3 separate regions of the Homo sapiens genome follow, and regions 1 and 2 are each linked to region 3. Evidence: chromatin contacts called from ENCODE Hi-C data. All regions are on one chromosome and are shown on one strand. The core of a region is the stretch at or near the end of the contact, and the rest is flanking DNA. Distances in the headings are between cores, read along the strand shown. Region 1 holds the start of MRPS9-AS2 (MRPS9 antisense RNA 2). Region 2 holds the start of PDCL3 (phosducin like 3). Region 3 holds the start of SLC67A2 (solute carrier family 67 member 2).

Region 1 (4,429 bases), core at 889-3,388, 2.3 Mb before region 3:
ATACCACAAGATTGCTATGCAAGAGGTAGTCTGCTAGTGAAGGTCTCAACTGAGAACCTAGGAATAGCTTAACAAAACTCGCTTCTTTTTCCTTATTGTAACAGTGTTTCTCAAACTTGTTAAACTGTGACCCATTGTAATATTTACTGTTTATATCACCACCTAGTATACATTTACATATATAAACAAAATGCAAAAATACTCTGCATGAAATGCACTTTATTATTATTCTATTCTCCCACACCCTTCAAGTTTTCTGTAACCTCTGAAGAGATTTTGTAATTAAGGAAATTAAAAGTGGAACAAACAAAAGACCAGGTATAGTGTTTTGTCACTCATTAAGTGATTAAAATTTTTATTATTTTATAAAACATGGGCTACCAAGAGAAATCTATCTATTAATGTTGGAGGCAGAAGTGAAAAAATGTTAATGTTTAAGACAGATAAGCTCTGCACCACGATAAAAAAAAAAGCTTTATCAATGTCTTTAGGTATATGTATGCAATCATAAGAATCTAAAGGGGGGTCAGCTAAGTGTTTCAGTTATATCTGAGCTGTACTTAATGTGGTAAAATATATGCTGTAGTAGTATTCAGGAATCTGGGGATTCAGCCATTTCAGGACCATCCCTTAAGAGTGCTAAGGGTGGATACTATCTTGTAATTGTTTGACTTTAAATTGTTTACTTCACAGTGCCTGGCTCAGGTAAAGTGCTCAGTAAACATTTGCCATATGGGGGAAAGAGGTTGTTTCAAGAATGGTCAAGGAGATGAAAATTAAAGTAACAGGAGAAATCATTCTTCATCCATTTTACTAAACCAGTACTTAAGAACTAGACCAGATGTTTACTGAAACTTTATTAGTGCAAAGAAAGTAGAAACAAAGCAAATGTCCATCAATTGTTACATTAACTTTGATATATTCTTATCATGGAATAGTATGCAGCAGTTAAAAATGCTTTTAAAAACATAATAGGGGACCCTGAAGGATTTCTACTTTACAATATACTGCATATGTACAAGAGAAAAGCAGAAAGTAAAATGCAATCAAATATGGTACCATTTTTTGTAAAGTACACCTGTGCATGTATGTTTATGCATGATTATAAGAACATGGAAAAAACATAGAAGAATAGATACCAGGAGGGACAGAAAGTTAGCCATCCCCCAATACATACATTAAATGTCAACAATAAAAATACTCTGTATGATATAGTCCCTCTCATAATCATGCGTATGTAGCAAAGATATACTCAAAGAGATGCATGAAAAAATAAAAATTTCTAGCACATTTTCCAGTAAGAAAAAAAAAAAAAACAAATGTCCACATGAATAGATAGAATGGACTGGTTGATCTAGATTAAAATATAAAGGAAAGAACATACAAAAAGATGTTTTTTTTTTTAAATATAGTTTTTAAAGTATGGTATTTGACTTTCCTGCAATAATTGGTACTTGTTATCACTCTCCCTCCTTGAAACATTCACCTGTTTTCCATGACACCACACTGGCTGGTTTCTCTCCTGCTTCTTTGGTCCCTCATTCTCAATCTCTTGAGGCCTCTTATTTCTTATTTGTCCTTCAGGGCCCTGTCCCTCTGCCTACTCCTCAGTACACTCTCCCTAGGTAATTTAATTTGTTTACAAGGCCTCAGTTACCATTTACAAGGTAACAGGGCATTTCGAAATCAGTTCTCCTCCTGAGCTATACACTTGACTATCCGTAGACCTACTGGAAATCCCAGATGCCTAAAAACATAATCCCATACTAAACTCGTTTCTTCCCTCTCAAATCTTTTTCCTGCTCTGAGATCGCATGTCAGTAAACTGGCATCATCAGCCATCCAGCTGTTGACTCCCCACTTCTCCCTGGATTAAACGAAACGTACAAGTTCTGGCCTGCATCTTTCCATAGAGGGGGATTCGGGAAAATTAAGAAGCCAGAAATTGCGCATATTGAAGGCACTTTCAAAAAGTCACTGTCCTCTACACAACGTGACTTTCTCCATTGTCTTCCAGGCACCTGCAGGAATCCAATTCCCATCATTCTTCTCTGGCGCGGCCCTCCTCCTCCCTAGACAGCAGGGCAGGGTAGGACTGGACCCAACACAGACCTAGGCACCGACCCTTACTTAGCTCAGCAGCCAAATGAAGGAGGAGGTCGCTCCACTTCTACCTTCAGGTAAGTTCCCCTCGCTGCACCCCGCAAAAAAACAAGTAACAACCTCTAGAGCGGCTACTGCACGCCAATACCCACCTCCTCCCCCCCAACCTCAGACCTCCACTAAATACCTAAGATCCTAGAGTCCCTGCCTGAAGGCACGCGAGACGCTGGGGGAAGGTGTCCGCGCTGGCTCCACATCCTCGCGCGGCAGAGGTAAGCCGCTTCCAGTCTTCCCAGGCCTTACCTGGGATCTGACATTTGTTTGCAACTCAGGGGCCGCGGTTTTCCAGAGGCCTTGCTTCCGGGCGAGGCTACCCCTACCCCAGAGAAGAAGCCGGTACGAAACTGCTCCGCCGTAGGACACACAGGGCGCCGCCATGTTAGCTGTGGGAGCTCCAGGACCGGAGGGGTGAGGGGGCGGGGCCTAGAGACGGCGCAGGCGCTAATGGCGCGGGGTTCCAGAGGCTGTCCTGTGCAAGAGCTTCTCGGGCCTTTGGATCAGGGGGCGTGTCCCGCGATCCGCGACAGCTCGTCGCTGATTGGGTGCATGGTGTCCGCGGGGCGTATCCGACTCCACCCCTGCTCGGTGTCGACCTCAAGAAGGATCGCTGGTGGGTCGTTTTTCTCGGCCTCTTTCTCTTCACGTCCTGAACTCAGTCTCTTCGGGACTCACTTCCACGCTCTCCTAGTCTCTTTGGCACTCACATCCACGTGGCGCTTTAGCCAGCCCTTCCTTCCCAGCCCCCTTGCTGCACCTCGAGCCGGCTCTTCCTCCACCTGGGCAGGGCGGCCGGGGCCCCAGATGCGCTCCAAGCCTTGATTCCTGTCTGCCTTATCCTAGTAGGGGTTTTCCCCTCCTCTAACTTTCCACGTTCGTCTGGTTCCAAGTCAAGACTCTCCTGCAGCAACTGTCAAGCCCCTCTCGGTTCCCTGGCACTCTCCTGCGTTGTTTCTTAACTGTATAATGCACAGGATAAACCTTAAACCGGTAAGGTCAAACACTACCTTTCTCGTTTTTGCACGCCCCTCCCTAAGCGTTGGTACTAAGCCTTACTTGAAACCCAATCAGAACTGATTAATTGTTGAATAGAGATGAGTATGTCTTGCTTTCTGAAACTTGCGTGCTCCTGGCAGTTAACTCCCAGGTTGCTTTCTACGAAACACATACTAAATGATGTAGTAACGCACTTTAAAAGGGTTTACACACACTTAGATTTGAAGGGTCAGTAAAAGTAAAACACACAGAAAATCTGAGATCATACAAAGTTGTCAAGCAAATAAATGCCGTCTACTATCACCATCATTTCACGAAACAGAACTTTTTAGCATTAAAAAGGTAGAATGGCAGAATTTCACAATAAAGAAAAATCTTTTAAATGGAATACATTTACTTGTATAAAATGCTCATCCTGTTGTTCTTTTTGTTATTAGCTTTTAGACTAGCAAAAGATATCTTGAGAAATTGGCAGAGGTCGGAGGACTAAACTCTGATTTTTTTATCTTGCCCAAGATTCCTATCTACAGGATTTGGGGAGTCATGCCCTACAAATCATAAATTCTTATTAGATGGGTTTTACTTAACCCTATATATGGTGACTTACTTTCCAACCTGACTCTGGCATAACATTACAAGACAAGGAAGAAAATCAAAATATTTTACCCCAAAACATGTTTCTTTGCCATATCTTGAAATGGCCCTGCAAAGCTGTCCTTGGAGGGGTGGGATATGCATCTGTAAAGAATCTGTATTAACATAGCTAGATCTTTTTCTTCCAGACCCTCCCAATCCTAAAGAGATTAACTAAGATCTGAATAGGAAACATTTGTCATCCATTGTCTCTAAGGGCAGCCACTGTAAGACTTACAGAGAACTTTGGTCTCCACAATCTTTATCTTAAACTGAACATTCCCTTTCTATCAGTCCCAGGTCTTTCTGGACCAAACCAATGTATTTCTTAAATGTGTTTGATTGATGTCTCATGCCTCCCTAAAATGTATAAAATCAAGTTGCGCCCTGACCACCTTGGGCACAAATTCTCAGGACCTGCTGAGGACTGTGTCATGGGCCATGATCACTCATATTTGTCTCAGAATAAATCTCTTCAAAATATTTTACAGAGTTCGACTCTTTTTGTCAACGGATGGATAAACTAGCATTTGGGAATCAAGACTTTATTTATTTATTTATTTTATTTATTTTGAGATGGAAGTTCGCTCTTGTCGTCCAGGCTGCAGTGCAGTGATGTGATCTCGGCTCACTGCACCTT
Region 2 (4,532 bases), core at 1,731-4,230, 2.2 Mb after region 3:
GAGATCGTGCCACTGCACTCCAGCCTGGGCGACAGAGCAAGACACAGTCTCAAAATAATAATAATAATAATGACTGAGTGATTCATTCAACAGATAAAACTGAAGTATCTACCACATGTAAATTATTGTAGGCAATGGGGAAGAGTGGTGAATGCGAGAGTCACCTGTGTTACAGACAAGAGGAAGAGACAGGCAACAAACAAGTATATATACAAACTATACATAGAGAGATAAAATTGTGGCAAGTGCAATGACAAACAGGCTGCCATTTTAGAGAATTACCCAGGACCCACATTCCACAGAGTAGATAGGGATGTTCCCTACAGAGGAGGTGACATTCCGTCTGAGGGTGGAAAGCAATCTGTGATAGGAGTCTGGGGGCTTACAAATAATCTTCCAGGCTGGGCACGGTGGCTCACGCCTGTAATCCCAGCACTTTGGGAGGCAGAGGTGGGTGGATCACAAGGTCAGGAGATCGAGAGCATCCTGGCTAACATGATGAAACCCCGTCTTTACTAAAAACACAAAAAATTAGCCGGGCGTGGTGGCGGGCGCCTGTAGTCCCAGCTACTCGGGAGGCTGAGGCAGGAGAGTGGCAGGAACCCGGGAGGTGGAGCTTGCAGTGAGCCGAGATCGAGCCGCTGCACTCCAGCCTGGGCGACAGAGCTAGACTCTGTCTCAAAAAAAAAAAAAAAAATCTTCCAGGCTGGGTGGAGTGGCTCACGCCTGTAATTCCAGCTCTTTGGGAGGCCAAGGCAGGTGGAGCATCTGAGGTCAGGAGTTAAAAGACCAGACTGGCCAGTATAGTGAAACCCCATCTCCACTAAAAACACAAAAATTAGCCAGGTGCACGCCCGTAATCAAGAAAATAATCTTCCAGGCAGAGCGGCCTGCGGCATGCATACTGCCCAAGAGCAAAGAGACTGTGACATTTTGAGGATCTCAGGCTGCAGATGAGGCTTGGCTGACAGAATTCTCTAATGGCCAAACCTGAGAGGAAAAGCTGAGACGTCTCAGAGTAGCTCATAAAATACAGGGCACTCTAAGCCCTTTTTCTTGTACCTTGTCCCTGAATCCTCACAAGCCTAGGAGAGGCACGGCATTTAGAGGCACTGCCATGCTAGAACGGCTGGCCAAATCAGCCAGCATCAAAATCACAAAGGATCATTGTCACAAAGACTGATGTAAAAGTGGCTCTTAGATCTAGAACCCAGCTGCCCAAGCACCGGTTTGCATGGTGTGGCAAGAACACTGCTAATGGAGCTCAGGCTTGCTTTGGAATATGAAATCAGGAGCACTGTGAAAAGGGCACCGGGATAATCGGTCTCCAACCCCAACCCTGTGTAACAGTTCTGAGATACATCAAAAGAAAAATGAGGCCGGGCGCGGTGGCTCATGCCGATAATCCCAGCACTTTGGAAGGCCTAGGCGGGCAGATCACCAGGTCAGGAGATCGAGACAATTCTGGCTAACATGGTGAAACCTTGTCTCTACTAAAAATACAAAAAATTACCCGGGAGTGGTGACGGGCGCCTGTAGTCCCAGCTACTCAGGAGGCTGAGGCAGGAGAATGGCGTGAACTGGAGAGGCGGAGCTTGCAGTGAGCCGAGGTCGCGCCACTGCACTCCAGCCTGGGCGACAGAGCAAGACTCTGTCTCAAAAAGAAACAAACAAACAAACAAACAAAAAGAGCAGAATCCTTTCTACAGGGTGGTCAGGGAAGGCCTCAAGGGACCTGAAGGACAGGGAATGCAAAGGAGGCCAGGGCAGCCCTCAAGCTACCACTTCACCATTTAAGAGTGTCTAGGCCAGGTGCGGTGGCTCATCCTGTAATCCCAACACTTTGGGAGGCTGAGGCTGGGCAACATAGGGAGACCCCATCTGCACAAAAAATTAGCCCAGAGTGGTGGGTGCACGCCTGTGGTCCCAGCTACTCCGGAGGCTGACAAGGGAGGATGGCTTAGCCCCGGGAGGTCGAGGTTGCAGTGAGCTGTGACAGAGCCACTGCACTCCAGCCTGGGCAACAGAGCAAGACCCGGTCTCAAAAAAAAAAAAAACAGTGTCTGGCTCCTGGCAGACACGCCCTCCCCTCCAGCCCCTAATGCCTCCCTCCCCAGCAAAACCCGCACCCTCTCCTCTCCATCTGCCACTAAGCAGAGATTAGAATTTCTGACCACTGCGGGATCTTTGGACAGTGACAAAATTTAGTTGGCATAGGTTTTCACCCACAATAGTGCCCATTTCCATGGTGTTTTCATTCATTCTCCTTAGGCTTTAACCAAATTCCGCTAGTAAATTGCAGCTACAGAAAAATAATTTATTTTACCTATTTTAATAAAAAAAAAAAAAAGGACGAAACAGAGGGACCCTCGCGGGGAGCTCTGGAACCCGAGCGGTCAGATAGGGAACACGCCCCAAGCGGATCCCAGGGCTCGGGGGAAGAGGGTGTAACTAAGCCCTCACCTGGCTCTCAGTGGAGCCAGGAACACCGGCTGTGGCGCTGCTTTACGTGCGGAAGACCCCAGGCCGGACCCTCCGCTTCCTAACACCTCTGCCCAGGTGTGCCTTAGGGGAGTTCAGGAGAGGAGGTAACTTTTGTTAGGCGGGATCCGGCAAGACCTTCACAGGCCCGGGTGGGTAGAGACCGCGAGAAGACATAGTCCCGGAGGACGAGGTTTGGGGGACCCGGCACACCGAGGCGGGGACGCCCAGGCCGTGGGTCCTGGTGGGACCACGCCCGCCTCCCGCACTGCGCCTGCGCAGGGCCTGGACGCGCCGGGCCTCCCTCGTGCCTGCGGCGCCGGAGCTTCCCCCAGGGCGGGCGTCCACTGCCCGCCCGGGCCTAACGAGACAAAGGAACGGGCCGCAGCCCCCAGACCCGAGACCCGTCCTAGCTCACCTGCATCTTGTTTCCAGTTCAGTTGCTCAAACCAGCTGTGCCGCAGCGCCCCCGCCCCTCAGCTCTCTTTTGTGCACGCGCACAGCGCCGCCACGCCTCTTCCCCCAGCCCAGCCTTCGCCCCGCCCAGGGACGAGCGGCGGGGAGTAAGGGCGGAAGCAACAGCCTTGAGTCTGCGCCTGCTCTTCAAGGAACTGGCACAGAAGCGTTCGCATGCGCCAGATAGGATCTGCCTACTGTCCTGCTCGGAGTGCACTTGACCTGGTTCTAATTCTGGTGGCTGCCTTATTAGGGCTGGTCTTCAGCGGAGGAGGGGTGGGGCTGGGTGGAGGAGGAGCCCGGGGCCGTGTGCCTTTTCCAGCTGCCGGCCCAAACCTGTAAAGACGTCTCGCTCTGACTAGCCTAACAAGTCAGAAATAGAAAATTGCCTCTAGGCCGGGCGCGGTGGCACACGCCTGTGATCCCAGGCCGAGGCGGGCGGATCACTTGAGGTCAGGAGTTCGAGATCAGCCTGGCCAACATGGTGAAACCCCGTCTCTACTAAAAATACAAAAAAATTAGCCGGGCGTAGTGGTGGTTGCCTGTAATCCCAGCTACTCTGGAGGCTGAGGCAGAAGAATTGCTTGAACGGGGGAGGCGGAGCTTGCAGTGAGCTGAGATCTCTCCACTGCACTCCAGCCTGGGTTACAGAGCGAGACTCCGTCTTAAATAAATAAATAAATAAAAATGATGCAGGGTCTTCTGGAATTCACCCACGATCACTTCAGCCTTGGAAAAGGCAACTCATTAATAAGACATTGAGAGCCTGCTGTGTACCAGGCACCATTCTAGGCTCTGCAGATGCAGCAGTGAGCAAAACACTAAAACAAAGGTGAAAGTCATCTGCCGTGCCTGAGTATCAGGAGACCCATGTATGCAGGCACACAGGCACTGAGCAAAAAGCAGCAATCTGACTTGTAAAATGCAGGTATTGGGCTCCAGAGCTTCTGCCCAGGCACACTCCAAGTTTAAGAGAGCAATATTCCTACCTGGTATGGAAGGAAGCATCTTGCACACGTGGGCTAACTTGCTGCCTCCTGGCAACTAAGCGGACACAGAGAGTAGAGACCCACACACCTGTGAGATAGGCGCAGGGCTTCCAACCGTGGCTATGCATTAGAATCACCTGGAAGCCCTCAAAAACTAGGAATGTCCTGGGGCTCCATCCCCAGACAAATTAAATCCTTGGAAATGAGGCCTAGCACAGATACTTTCTTAAAGATCCTCAGGTGATGCTAAAGTGCACAGTCGTTGATATAGAGTGAATCAAATGATTGCTTGAGAGCAAGGAGTTTTTATTTAATTTATAAGGATCCTTAAGATTTTTCTCACTCATTTCAACTGAATTACAGGCCCTTTTAGGGATTTATTAATGTATCTGGCAGCACAATGTTTGTTAATGAATTTTCCTTGGGTCTTACCACCAAAATCAGGACTGGAACTAACTTTGAGTTTGATCCTGTGCTTCTTGCTCAGTCCTGCACAGCAACAGAGCAGGTGGTGTTTTGTCCTTTCCTCATCCCCAGCCTTTGCTGTTCCCTGAGGCCTGTTTTCCAGGACTCAGCTATTCTACAGTTGCTCTTCCCCACATGATC
Region 3 (4,235 bases), core at 1,381-3,880:
AAGAGGATGGGGCTAAACCATTCGTGAGAAACCACTCCCATGATCCAATAACCTCCCACCAGGCCCCACCTCCAACACTGGGGACTACAATTCGACATGAGGTTTCTTGGGGACACAGATCCAAACCATGTCAGCAGTGGACCCATATGAACGCTATACATCAAAATTGAGGAACACTGAGCTTGGGGTATTCATCATTGGTAGGCTTTCTGTTTATTTCATTCCCAGGGATGCTATAATCAATTAGCCATAGTCAAAGATCCCTGCAGGTCAAGGCATTCTGGTGACTGGTACACTCCTGCTGACCTTAAAAGTAAATGTGTCCACCTTGTCTTCTGAGTTTAAGTGCTATGACCTGGCCTCTGATAATCTGGAAATCTTTTCCTCATATAATCAGAGAGCTTATCTTAAAGGTGGTATCCTCTATGGCTATACCTGGCCTACAAAAGAGAGCAATCGCAAATCTTTTCAAAACTGCAAGTGCATCTCTCACTAATACATTCCTCAGTGCCTTAGTGCAGGAAGTGTCGTCTTGGCCTCTTCGTGGAATATATTTGAGTATTAGGCTTGCAAGTCATACATAATAAATCCACTCTGACATTGTCATTTTTCCAAAACTTTTGGAGTCCTTTATCCACATTTTGCCAGGAAAACTCTGGCATCTGAACATCATTAAATATAGGCCATCTTTGAGTCTAAATTTCAACCAACTGACTAAACTACTAGAGCTGCCTCCAGCTGCACAAGCTAACATATTACATCGGTATATGTTGTAAATGCATCTATACTAGTGAATTCTGCCTAATTTAGTGTTATATTATTCCCTTTTTTTGTCTGACACCCTTAGAAATCTCTCCCCCAGGTTTCTAAAGTTTACATTGATTATATATTAGCAGAGACTTCCAAATCTTTTATTATTATTATTTTTACACAGAGTCTCCCTCTGTTGCCAGGCTGGAGTGCAGTGGGGCGATCTCAGCTCACTGCAACCTCTGCCTCCCGGGTTCAAGCTCTCCTGCCTCAGCCTCCCAAGTAGCTGGGACTACAGGCGCGCACCACCACGCCCAGCTAAATTTTTTGTATTTTTAGTAGAGACAGGGTTTCACCATGTTGGCCAGGATAGTCTCGATCTCTTGACCTTGTGATCTGCCCACCCTGGCTTCCCAAAGTCCTGGGATTACAGGTGTGAGCCACCGCGCCTGGCCGTGACTTCCAATTCTTTTGGCGTGTATGAGATGTCCTCCTAGGTTATAATGTGTACCTGTCACCAGAGCATGCTAAAATTTCACCCTAGCTATGTATTTAGTAGCCACAGTGAGTGGTTTTAATGGGTTAACATGAGCAGCCCTTTCAAGGCGCCTTTCCCAGATGAGTTACTCACAAAATTTCAAGCACAAAAAGACTAGTTTCCTCAGCTATAGGAGAGCAAACTAGTTCTCCTGCAAAGGAGTCTCAGAATAACTTGGGGGTTCACGATTGACAGTTTCACCTGGATTCAATTATATGTCTTAATTCTAAGTATCAGTATTCCACTTCTCCCTATTCAGTGCCACCTCCCATGAGAAACTTTGCAACACTGAATTTAACAGATCTCAGAATTAGCAACCTACACAAGTAAATTGAGATTTTGAGCAAAATCTCAGTAAAATGTCAGAGTCTTCTTGATCCCACAGTGAAAGAGGAATAAATAACAAGTTCTAAAGAAAAGAGGGGCTAGTCACTATTGTTAACATTTATTACTTACCATGTGTCATGGGCTTTGCTAAGTAATTTAAAGGCATCTTTTGGTGTCATGCACTCACTTAATTCCTTTCACTGCACTCAGAATAAACCCCAAATCTCTGTTATGGCCTTCTGGGTCCTAAATGGTCTGCACTCCTGCTGACCTCTCAGTTTGATGAGGAAGTTTCAGCCACACATATCTTCTTTCCACTCTTCTCAGCTTACATGTCACCTCCTCCAAACTGCTTTTCTAAAGTAGCTCACTCCCCACCTCATTACTTTCCACATCAAGACCGTGCTTCTTTATATTATCACCATATTATTTTACTTATTTTATGCTTTTTCATTGCATGTTTAGTATTTTTATTTATGTTTATTTACTGCGTGCTTATTATTTTTACTCCATGAGACTGTAATCTCAACTCAGGCATAGACCATCTATGGTTTGTTCACATTGCACTGCACCAGAAAGGATCTTAAGAAGCATGTGTAGAATTCTCACACCTCTAGAAGTTGGACTACATTATTTCCTACTGCTTTTTAAATAGGCAAACGAAAGCTTGGAGAGCCACGTTAACGTATCCTAGGTCTGTCACAACCAACTGGTGGCCAGGGTCTGTGGATCTTCAAGCTGGAGTTGGTCACCTCCTAGCACAACTCCATAGGAGGAAGTGAAGCTCAATACAATTCCCTCCTGTCCTCCAACGATAGGGGCAGCAGGGTCTGTACCCAGAGGAAACAAAGAGCATCATCATTATCATCACAAACTGGTGTGTGCTTACCGTATTGATGATGTGCCCAGTCCCCACCTTGCCTGAGACCAGAACTCCCAGCCAGCACCGGCCACGCACCCGCGGAGCTGCCAGGTAGCACCCGCCCCCTCTCTCTGCGCAGGCGCGCGCCTCCTGCTTCCGCTCGGGGCGGGGCTGGGCTCCCGGGGTAGGTCCGCGGCTGCTGCTGCGTCCGACCCCCGGCCGGCGCGGGTATGGAGCTTGGGGGTCACTGGGACATGAACTCGGCCCCGAGGCTGGTCTCGGAGACCGCAGAGCGGAAACAGGAGCAGAAGACAGGAACCGAGGCGGAGGCTGCCGACTCCGGTGCCGTCGGAGCCCGCCGCTTCCTGCTCTGTCTCTACTTGGTGGGCTTCTTGGTGAGTGCGAGCGTGGGGGCTGGGAGCAAGTGCTGACTGTGTTCGGGCCTGGGGACCCAGGCGGTTCTTGGAGCTTCCGGGGAGCTCCCAGGGAGTGGGAACCCGCAGTCCGCCTGGTGAGTGCCTCACTACCTATCAAGCTCTCCTCTTGCCCTATCACCCACTTCAGTCTGCATCTGGCCACACTGCTTTATTGCCCCTCGCGCTTTCTCTTGCACCCCGTTCGCGGAACGTCTTCCCTTCCCTGCCTTTTGAGAAGCCCTGGTACCAACCTCAGGTGTGACCAGGTGTTAAATGCTGTGGCAGGTGCAGCTTTTGCAGGGCGGAGAACAGGGGTGTGGGCAAGCTTGGAAAAGCCCAGCTGCTGTGCGGCTGCTGGTGAGGTAGGGACACGCAAGCCTTTTTACCAGAACAGGCAGGGGAGGCCGCTCTTGACCCCGCTTGGACAGATTTAGGCACATTTTCACTAGGATTCTTGGTTGACTTAAATATTAAAAAATGCAGATCAGAGTGAATTTTACCCATCTGCCTTTCGACAAACTGCGCATTGCACAGCGTAGGTTTGGTTTCATCATGATGTGTGTGCCTGTGGTTTGCTTTTTTACCAGACCAGGCTGGAGAAGCCGCTGTTGATGACCCCACTTGTACAGAATTGGGTGCATTTTCACTAGAGCTCTCGGTTGACTTGAATGTTTAAAAATGCAGATCAGAGTGAATTGTACCCATCTACCTTTGGACAAAGGGTGTGCATTGCACAATGGCGGTTTGGTTTCATCGTGTGTGTGTGTGTGTGTGTGTGCGCGCGCGCGTGTCCTGGTTTGCTCCCTGAGTGCTAATTTCCCACGTAGAATGGAAAGTTTAGTAAGCTGATTCATGGCATTTCTGAACACCTGCCATGTGGCAGGTGCTGCGGAGCTTCACTATTGTAATCCACAGTTCTGCCACAGAAGAATTCAGTCTTACAAGTAAGCTGATGTTGGTAGTTTCTGGGCCATTATCTGCAAGAACCCTAGATCCACCTCTGCACTCCTCCCTTTCCAAGGCTAGGCCTGATTCAGCCCTGAGTGTGAGCTAATCCAGTATCTTGAGGGTAAGGAAGCTGCGATAAGTGTCAATGGGAGAAGGCTGCCTTTGAGGCCTTGAAGATAGTATCTGATGGCACTGGGCCCTGGCAGGGAGTCATCGTTTTCTGCCCAGATGCAGATCAAGACCACCACTTCTCCCAGTTTCATGCACTCTCCATGCCACCACCTCCATGCAAGGCGTTCAGTTGGTAGCAACTCTATGTTGAGTTAATAGTTAAGATCACCATGAAAGCATGTTCATCAAATTGCTGCAAGCCCAGAAACACAAGGTCTTCAGG

Evidence for each region. Hi-C counts contacts between places; a loop is a spot of excess contacts on that map. Pooled maps may share reads with other maps.
Region 1: a pooled map shows a loop between it and region 3 (6-fold over the local background). The contact joins the promoter of MRPS9-AS2 here to the promoter of SLC67A2 in region 3. A Hi-C loop is called at or near these places in 9 of 50 pooled maps.
Region 2: a loop to region 3 is called in a map of CD8-positive, alpha-beta T cell, with 9 times the contacts of the local background. The contact joins the promoter of PDCL3 here to the promoter of SLC67A2 in region 3. A Hi-C loop is called at or near these places in 2 of 168 maps with a recorded cell type or tissue (both CD8-positive, alpha-beta T cell), 2 of 37 single-sample maps with no recorded cell type and 8 of 50 pooled maps.

Annotation. Positions count from the first base shown.
Region 1 is chr2:105,036,205-105,040,633 of GRCh38, reverse strand. It overlaps MRPS9-AS2 (MRPS9 antisense RNA 2), which reads left to right and starts at 2,138. Exons shown (of 3, transcript NR_110603.1): 1 at 2,138-2,180. MRPS9 (mitochondrial ribosomal protein S9) reads right to left here and starts at 2,565. Exons shown (of 11, transcript NM_182640.3): 1 at 2,407-2,565. The coding sequence starts at 2,541. RefSeq lists enhancers at 1,583-2,525, 2,279-2,608, 2,779-2,828, 2,879-2,928, 2,949-3,158.
Region 2 is chr2:100,561,441-100,565,972 of GRCh38, reverse strand. PDCL3 (phosducin like 3) reads right to left here and starts at 2,980. Exons shown (of 6, transcript NM_024065.5): 1 at 2,900-2,980. The coding sequence starts at 2,905. RefSeq lists a silencer at 2,654-2,993 and an enhancer at 3,439-4,235.
Region 3 is chr2:102,735,283-102,739,517 of GRCh38, reverse strand. SLC67A2 (solute carrier family 67 member 2) reads left to right here and starts at 2,630. Exons shown (of 6, transcript NM_032718.5): 1 at 2,630-2,872. The coding sequence starts at 2,708. It also overlaps a transcript of TMEM182 not described here. RefSeq lists a silencer at 2,514-2,723.